Linked DNA regions of Mus musculus: regions 2 and 3 are each linked to region 1. The links are chromatin contacts, found by Hi-C in ENCODE. All regions are on one chromosome and are shown on one strand. Each heading gives the region's core, a stretch centred on a gene start or an enhancer-like site at or near the end of the contact. The rest is flanking DNA. Distances are from core to core; before and after follow the strand shown. Region 1 holds the start of Eef1e1 (eukaryotic translation elongation factor 1 epsilon 1). Region 2 holds the start of Tmem14c (transmembrane protein 14C). Region 3 overlaps Tfap2a (transcription factor AP-2, alpha).

Region 1 (2,890 bases), core at 207-2,706:
TAGTAGTTTCCTCATGTACTGATGTACCATAATCTAATGGACCTTGCTCCTACAGTTGGATCCTTAGACTGTTCCTTGTCATTATTATTGGGAATCTCGCTGAGCACATCGTAACTGCTGGTGTACTGTGGTTAGTTTTCAACTAAGGAAACACGGTGATTTCATCTCTAGTCTTTGGTCTGTACTCACAGAAAACCAGAAACTTTCAACTGGGACTCACTGTGAAACGTTTCCATTACACAAGGCACTAAAACCCAACTCTGAACTTCAAACTGAACTTGGTCTAAGACTGAACTTGGGTTTATTCTGTATTGCACTACTCTGTTTTGGGTGGCTTACTGGACCCAAACTTACATAGTAATTCACTGGTTTTCTACATCCTTCCAAGTCTAATCTCTTGAACACCAGCTTCTCACTGAAGCTTAAATCCCACCTCCTCTGTGGCACTGTGCCACTGTCCTCAATGTATTCCTCCCCTGTCGCTTGTCCTATTGGGCCCTTAATTGCTGGTGACTGTCCCTCATGCCTTGAAAGCAAGACTGTCTCTCATGTCTCGGCAAAGCCAAAAAAGAGGGTGTGCAAAGGAAACTGGGCTGAGGACAGAGCACATCACCTCTGGGGAGGATGGCCTTCGCAGCCTACGGCAGGCAAGTCATTTAACCTTTCCAGGTGCCACATTAAGTTACTGTGAACCCCACAATACCGCTACGATTTAGACATTAAAGGAAAAAACAAAACAAAACAAAACCTTTGGGCCCAAACAGGAACAAGCCATCTAGATCTGGAATCCCGTTCAAGGCACACTCTATGGTTTCCCACTACCATTCTTCCTCTAGTACCATCTTTCTACGGCAAATGATGAGTTACAAAGGACTCACTTTCTACACCCTAAGAAATCAGGATTCTTCTATCTCACCAAGCATTCCACTGCCCCACACCCGGAATCTTCCTCAATTCTCTGCACAATGCACATCCAAGCGGGTGTGTCGCCAGAATGAGCAGGGTCCTATTCCGTGTTCCCTCCGCCAGGCGGCTTCCAGGAATCTGTACCGCTCGCCCGGCCAGCCGCTGGAAAGGCGGTCGCTGAATGAAAGGACCAGGCACGGCTAACGGCCGCCTACAGGGATCTGAACCCCTGACTCTGCCCAGGCCTCCGCGAACTGGCTTTCTGCTCCCCGAGGGGAGGACGGTGACATTTGCCTGGAGGTCCAGACCGAGCCACGCGGCCCGCCCCGCACGCACGTGGGGAGCGGAGTCCATTCCGATGCCCCGGCCGGGTCGCGTAGGCTCCGGGTCACCCCGCCGCCCTGCTGCTTTCCTACCGCTGCGCCTCACCTGCCGCTCGCCCTGAGCACTGTACTTATTCCCCGGCTTCAGTCCCAGACTCTTCTCCAGCAGCCTCAACTCCGCGGCCGCCGCCATCTTCTGGCCCAGCTCCTAGGGAGGCGGGGCCTGCACAGCTAGGACCTTGATTGAGCAGGAAGTCCGGCCCCACAGATGTCTCCCACGATTGGCTGGGAGGACGGCAAGCGCGCCTGCGCGAAAGGGGCGGAGTCAGCTCAAGGCAGGGGGCGGTTCGTAATTAAGGGCGGGGCCAACCACATTCGGAGTCCGGTGGATTGCTCACAGTAGGCAGAGGAGAGCACGGAGTGTAGACAGTTTCACAGAAGAATGTATCCGAATCTTAGTTTTGTTTTCTGAGACAGGGTTTCTCTGTATAGCCCTGACTAACCTGGAACTCACTCTGTAGACCAGGCTAGCCTCGAACTCAGAAATTCGCCTGCCTCTGCCTCCCAAATGCTGGGATTAAAGGCATGCACCACCACTGCCTGGCTGAATGTATCCGAATCTTAAAGATTGAATCATTCATTACAATGCTTATAAAACTATTGTAGATCAGAAGAATAATTTAGATTATTTGTTTTATAAATATAAAGCATTGATTCCCAAACTCGTCAAATAGTTCTCCAAATAAGAAAATTATAGAACAATCTTAAATTAAAATAAGGATAAGGGCCAGTGACCTAGCAAGGGAACTTGAGATCTGTGGTTGTTTGAACGAAAATAAGCCCCCAACCGGGCGTGGTGGTGCACGCCTTTAATCCCAGCACTCGGGAGGCAGAGGCAGGGGCAGGCAGATTTCTGAGTTCGAGGCCAGCCTGGTCTACAAAGTGAGTTCCAGGACAGCCAGGGATACACAGAGAATCCCTGTCTCGAACCCCTCCTCTCCCCCCCCCCCAAAAGAAAGAAAATGAGCCTCCATATGCTCACCGGGAGTGTCACTATTGGCGTGACCTCGTTGGAGTAGGTGTGGCCTTGTTAGAGAAAATGTGGCAGTGGGGGTGGGCTTTGAGGTTTCAGATCCTAGTGGCATTCTTTTTTTTTTTTTTTCCTTGCCTCCTGCTGATCCAGATATAAAACTCTTGGCTCCTTCAGCATCATGTCTGCCTGCCTGGGGCCATGAGACTCACTGTAATGATAATGGACTAAATTTCTGAACCCGTAAGGCAGCCCTAACTAAATGTTTTTCTTTATAAAAGTTAATAGTAACTCATGGTGTCTCTTTACAACAATAGAAACTCTAACTGAGACAAGTTGAATCCTTATGTGGTGGTTTGAATAAAAATGGTGATTATAGGCAAATGAACAGTGACCAAGACAGAAGCTGGTACCAGGAACCAAGATGTTGCTGTGACAGGCTTGATTATTCTGTTTGTTGGGGTGTAGTCTCCCCTCCCCCAGCCTGAAACCTGCTTGTTCAGGGGTGGAGCTTCCTGCTCATTCGTTCTGCCACGCCCACTGCTAGAACCTGCGGAGGTGCACCTTTCTACTGGACCAGAGATTATTCGTCGGGAGTTGGGTCCCCTCCCCCTTCCTTTATAACTAGTGT
Region 2 (2,890 bases), core at 122-2,621, 2.4 Mb after region 1:
AATGATACAGTTAGCTGGAATCTCCTGGTTGTCCAAGCTTTTGTAACAATTCTATGTGGTTTGATTGCAACTTGGAGCCTTGACCTTTCCCTAGTGCCTACAGGAGTGAGTTGTATCTTCTACCTAGTCCTAGTTTATTTCCGGGATCCTTCTGTTGGCAGGCATCTAGGAATCTTGGTGCAGCCGGCCACTGTTATACCCACAGTGGCAAAGAGTTAACGGTCTCCTGAGAAGTGCACAGACAGAAGTGTATGAGGCTGGCATAACTAGGAATCCAGATAGCATGTGCCTGGAGCCTCAGTAACCCAGGAGGCTCCCGAGAGAGGATCACTTGAGCCCAGCAGTTCCAGGCCAGCCTGGGCAAAACAGAGTAGTTAAATAGTCCAAGATGCTGTATTTGCAGACACCAAAATTACGTGAGACGTTCAAGTATGATATACAGGAGACAAAACATTCACAGTCCATGACTAGGGCCATCACACGCAAGCCCCGGATTAAGTCCTTGACTACGTGTGTCCTCTACAGCAAGACCCTCAGTGCTCTTAAGGGCCAATACGTACAGTGCTTCTCTGATAGAGCGTGTGGGATTCAGTTCCGCACTACTATCTGCGCCAGGTTGCCGCCATCTTCATGAGGGTCAGCTGTGCCTGCTTGCAAAAGATGGTCCCAGCTGGGCTTGTTGACTGTTTGCCTGACTGTTCACCTTCATTTAGAAAAGGAGTGGAGAGGGTCGTGGGGCCCCTCACCTATATCCCGTTACCCCTTCCACCCAGTTTCATGCATTCTGACCTAGTTGCATGTGACTTGAGGAAGGGCTAGAGTTTATAGGTGGACAGGGACTAGGAAACGGGGCTCTGCACAGCCATAAGTAAGCCATCATTCTCGCTGGGTATAGGTTTTCCAGCATGACTTGTCCCTTCTGCCTGAAACTCCTCAGTCATGCTTTGTAAGGAACTTTAATAAACTCATTGGTTCCTCGGGGTGAACTTTGATTTGTAATTGAGACCTTCTGAGGAGTAAATACTTAGGCTCTCCCAGGGCAAAAATTTCTTAAAAATAGATTGGTTCACTGTTTAAATGTCTATACTTAAGATCTATACTGGGCACATGGCAGTACATAAACACTTTGAGTTGCTTTGACTTGTGGCTGATATGCCTCTTCTACCAGCCTGGTACCCTTTCCTGATGGCTTTTATTAATCCCATTATCCTTGTATCAAACTGGCTCACCCTCGGAGTACGGACCCCAAACTCAGCAGCCAAACCTGGTGCTCCTCCACCCCACTACTCCCAAGCCGGAACCAAGCCCCGCCCCATCACCCGAAGACCGCCTAGGATGATGCCCAGCCAATCACCTCAGGTTCCTCCCGGCTATCCAGGTCCCGCCCCTCCCGCTAGGACGCAGCGCACGCTGTGACGTCTGCACACCCGGCTCCTGACCTCGGCTTCTCGCTGTCTGCTCGCGCCCTCGTCCTACAGCACAGGCCTCCCGGCTCCGGCTCCGGCTCCAGTGTTGGTTGGGTGTGTTCTTACTTTGCCGACTCTATCACCAGGGGAATCGTTCCGTGCACACTCTGCTGAGCTCGCTTCCCCGGCCCGCTTCCCGCCTCTCTAAAATGTTCTCTAACTGCGGTTCCGGGAGTGGAAACCTAAACGCGCGTGCGCTGCTTCCGCGCCACGGAGGGCTTTTCCGTAAGAGAGCAGGAGTCACTTTGTAGGGTTGTAGCGCGTCTAAGTGCAGTTGCGACTAGGGTTCCGAGCATTTTCTGGTCCCTTGCTCCAGCCTAATAGGAGCCGAGGGTTGGGTGCAAGGGTTTCTAAAAGTTTGCAAACTGAGTATGGAGGACGTTGGAGAGAAAGCAGCATTTACCCTGCTTCTCGGAGACGCTAAGAAGAATGGAGGTACAGGCCATTTGTTTTCTGATTTAGCAATCAACTAACTGATGAGACAGTCAGCTGCTCCAGAGCTGCTCCGTGACTCCTGCTCGTTTCGGTGGGCCTGTGCTATAGTAGAGGCTGTGGTAAAAATATTTGGTGTCTCTACAACACTTAATATTCACAGAGGTGTTTTACTTGTTATCCAGTTACCTTCACTGGACAGCAGAGCTAGGGCGACTAGTGACTGTGTGTGTCCAGGCGGCAGTTGCAATCACACCCAGAGCTGTACCTTGAACTCATTTCTTCCTGATTGCTAGAGGTCAGCGTGTCTCTTGACTGCTCTGACCTCTCCTCCACAGGTGCAGGCCTGGTGTGGTCTCCAAAGCGACTGAACAATGCAGAAAGACAGTGGCCCATTGTAAGTGCCCTGTGCATCGGAGTAGAATCACTGGGAGCCTCTAAAACCAGAGCACATGACGGGAACCTCCAGCTTGGCACTGCCCACCAGGCAGCGTAGGTTGTGACATGATCCTTGAACTAGCGGCCTGGGACATGGACTTGAATCCAGTTCTGCCACTGGCTAGTTCTTTCACCGAGCCTGCCACCTGGCCTATCTTTCTTTCTGATTGGGCACTGGCAGAATTTGCTGGAAACGACAATCCTTTTGTCCCTGAGGATGATTTAAGCAATTACATTTACTTCTTTGTGTGGATGCATTCGTGCCATGTTGAGTTTGTAGGTGTCAGAGGACAATTTTCAGGAGTTGCGGGAGTTGATCTTCTGCTATGTGGACCATTGTAATGTAACCAAACTCAGGTTGCCAGCCTCCGGGAGCCGGGGGTGGGGGGCGCATCGCCACCAAGGCCAAGTTCCCGCAGGCCCCATCCAGTGATTTTGTGTGTTGTATTTTATACTCGGTTGACACTGGCTTCTCCCTTTGGCCTTTTCAGGATGCCTTTACATTATTTTGGTTTCGGCTATGCAGCCCTGGTTGCTACCGGTGGGATTATTGG
Region 3 (2,890 bases), core at 265-2,764, 2.1 Mb after region 1:
TGGGAGGCAGGGGTGTTAAAAAGATTGATTTTTCTCTTGTCACATCAGAGTCATTCTGAACACTTTCTAAAATGTGTTCTTAAAAACTGAGGGTCATGGTTCCAAGGCAGGAAAAGAGAGAGCAAGAAGGAACTATATAGAAAGATCATGGAAGATGAAAGGCATAGTTGTCATTGCAACTATTGTGGCAGGTTGGGAACTTTCCATTTTCACACACACACACACACACACACACACACACAGTTCTGATTGCAAGAGTTGGAGGTATTCCTGAGTTCCACTGATAACTGTGTTGCTTTCCCTGTTGCTATAATCCCAGCAAAGCCCAGTGGGGTCTTTAAATTGTCTTCACAAGATCTGCTGTTAGGTTGTTCCCAGTGACCAAAGTTATCATCGCGCTCTCATTTCATGTCCTGGCTTTGATCCCAATGGGAAATGCACCTTGCCAAGTGTTTACATGCCATGTCAGGAGCATAACTGGAAATGTCAAGAGGCTGATGGCTGATATCAGCCTTCAAAATTTTTCCCTGATTTCAGAAACAATGGAGTCACTTCTAAATAGATGTCTAAATAGACTCCCATAATCAGAAAGTGGTTAAGATAAATTGTTTAAATAAAACAGCAAATTAATTAATTTCAGATTTTATTCCCTACTCAAGTGGGTCTTTAATTGTGTGGATTAGATTATACTCCCATAGGTGAGCAGTCTCCGATATTGGGGATGGGGGGAGGGGAGGAAAAAGCAGAGGGCAGAGAAAGATCTGTGACAGTAAAAGATAACTAAGGAAAGCCGCTGGTATTAACTCTGCAAAAACCCTCTTAGAGTATGTAGGTGGGCCATACCCACCAAGGCCCAACTGAGAGTTATTAATATACAGGAATAAAGTTAGACAACGAATTACAGGTCTTTTGTAGAGAGGAGAGTAAGAGACATACTCTTTGGCCAAATTTAATACTAGGCCTACAACTCACACCATTGGATAGATCCCTAAGAACACACCTGGCTCTGAAACTTTTCTCTCTTTAGACTCTACCTCCCTGGCCCTTGTGAAAAACAGGACTCACTCACTTCAGAGAGGTGAGACTCCTGTGTTAATGGATGCGACTACATATAATGAACAGAAACCTGTCACACATCACAGCAAATCAGAACGTCAAAAGAACACCCCCCCCCCCCCCCCCCCCGTACAGAGACTGGAGTGGAGGTAGAGGTTCCTTATGGCAGGAAGTGCCAGCAACCAGGGATGGGAGGCACGCAGCAAGCAGAAGTCACTCTCTTTCTTTACTTGAAAACCTGTCTGTTAAATCTCCACTCAAGACCCTACAGTGTAGTAAGGCAAAGCAAGGAGCCCGGAAGCTTTTCTGAGCTTGTAACCTGTGCGCAACCAGGGAAAAGGCAGCAGCACGGCGCCCCACGGCTGCCAAGGCTGGGACTGAGCCCCAGACGTAGAAAACTGCGCCTGCGTGCTGCAGAAAGCGGAGTTCCCGAGTGCGCAGGCGCGTTGCCTCACACCCCACCCCCGCCTTCAGCCACGCCCACAAAGCGCCACTCTTTTCTCTCCGCCCCTTTCACGTCGCGCGTGCAGTACAGCTACCGGCCCAGCGCAGGCGCACTGGGGCCGGGTTCCCGGGGTGGAGCGGGGCGGGGCGGGGCCGGGTGGGGCGGGGCGGGGCCGGTCCGAGCCTCACCTCCGCAGTACTCCGCCCAGGAGCGACGCGTTAAGACACTCGGGCGGTGAGAGGCGCCGCTGTACTTCCGCCACCGTGACCTTGTACTTCGAGGTGGAGCTGAGGAGCGACAGGCGACCCGGAACTGAACAGAAGACTTCGTTGGGGTTTACCACGCCACCGAAGAGGTTGTCCTTGTTAATAGGGATGGCGGAGACAGCATTGCTGTTGGACTTGGACAGGGACACGGGGCCTGCGAAGACAGATGCGGGCGCGTGTGGGGGGCGGACCGACCGAGCGCTGCTCAGCTCAGGAATCCCGAGGCGGCATCCTGCCCTGACCCTTGCAGCAAGCTGTCTAGAGATGGCTGATGCTGTCGCGACCCCCTAGGCTCTCAAAGGGCTCCGAAGTGATGCAGGAGCTTGGGTTTAGGGAGGCAACGAATGGGTTTTATGTGTAAACCCGAGACAGGGTTGGTGTAGTGGGGGTTTTGCTGGCGAAAGGCTCAGTGCCAAAAGAAATTGCTGTTAAAACCAGCAGACAGTTTCGATTGCTGCAGCAGCCAGTAAATGAACATTTCAGTAAGCTAGCAAGTGGTGGATTCTGTTATCACACACTACACGTCCGTCCTTTCATCAATAGACCCTTATGTTCCATTTAAAAGACACTCGGGCTTTGGAGATCATTCCAAGCCCGTGAACAGGACTCAAGAATAGGCCTACAGTTGAACATTAGGAATGCATCCTTTTGTTGAGCAAATACTAAATGAACCCTGTCTGTCTAAGCCCCTTCAAAGGGATGGGGGTTAGGATATATAATCAGTTAAAACCATAAGCTCTTCATTGTTGGATCTACCATTGTTAGAAAACAAATTCAAGACCATCAGAACAAGGGGTTCATTTCTTAACACATGAAATTCAGATGCACCTACAACCGTTTAAGTTCAATGCGTTTGTATCTTAAAATTCCACACAGAGACATATAATAATATGCACAGTCTCATCATAGCACCTCTCATGTTTTTGTTTTGTTTTGCCTTTAAATAGGGATATTCTACTTGTATGGGGAGGTGAGGGCCTCTAGGTTTTGGATAGATCACTTGTGACATTAATAGCTCTGGGGAGGCTAATAGAGACAATAGGAGTTAAACGAACTCGGGAGAGATTACTAATAAAAGAGCCAATTATCATGTCGACTTGGAAAGAGTACCTCTTAACATTTA

What was found. A loop is a pair of places that touch in the nucleus more often than their neighbours do.
Region 2: a loop to region 1 is called in a map of left cerebral cortex, with 2.8 times the contacts of the local background. The contact joins the promoter of Tmem14c here to the promoter of Eef1e1 in region 1. A Hi-C loop is called at or near these places in 3 of 37 maps with a recorded cell type or tissue (T-helper 17 cell, left cerebral cortex and regulatory T cell).
Region 3: a loop to region 1 is called in a map of regulatory T cell, with 6 times the contacts of the local background. The contact joins the enhancer-like site here to the promoter of Eef1e1 in region 1. A Hi-C loop is called at or near these places in 2 of 37 maps with a recorded cell type or tissue (T-helper 17 cell and regulatory T cell).

The regions. Positions count from the first base shown.
Region 1 is chr13:38,657,572-38,660,461 of GRCm38, forward strand. It overlaps Eef1e1 (eukaryotic translation elongation factor 1 epsilon 1), which reads right to left and starts at 1,457. Exons shown (of 4, transcript NM_025380.2): 1 at 1,336-1,457. The coding sequence starts at 1,422.
Region 2 is chr13:41,014,879-41,017,768 of GRCm38, forward strand. It overlaps Tmem14c (transmembrane protein 14C), which reads left to right and starts at 1,372. Exons shown (of 6, transcript NM_025387.3): 1 at 1,372-1,520; 2 at 2,237-2,295; 3 at 2,828-2,890. The coding sequence starts at 2,273.
Region 3 is chr13:40,721,402-40,724,291 of GRCm38, forward strand. It overlaps Tfap2a (transcription factor AP-2, alpha), which reads right to left. Exons shown (of 7, transcript NM_011547.5): 4 at 1,690-1,921. Among named protein-coding and RNA genes, the nearest start is that of Gm26688, 5.0 kb to the right of the region's middle. Within about 2 kb of position 1,515, at least 1 of the 3 ENCODE cell types and tissues checked has a DNase peak (open chromatin) inside an H3K27ac peak, as active enhancers do.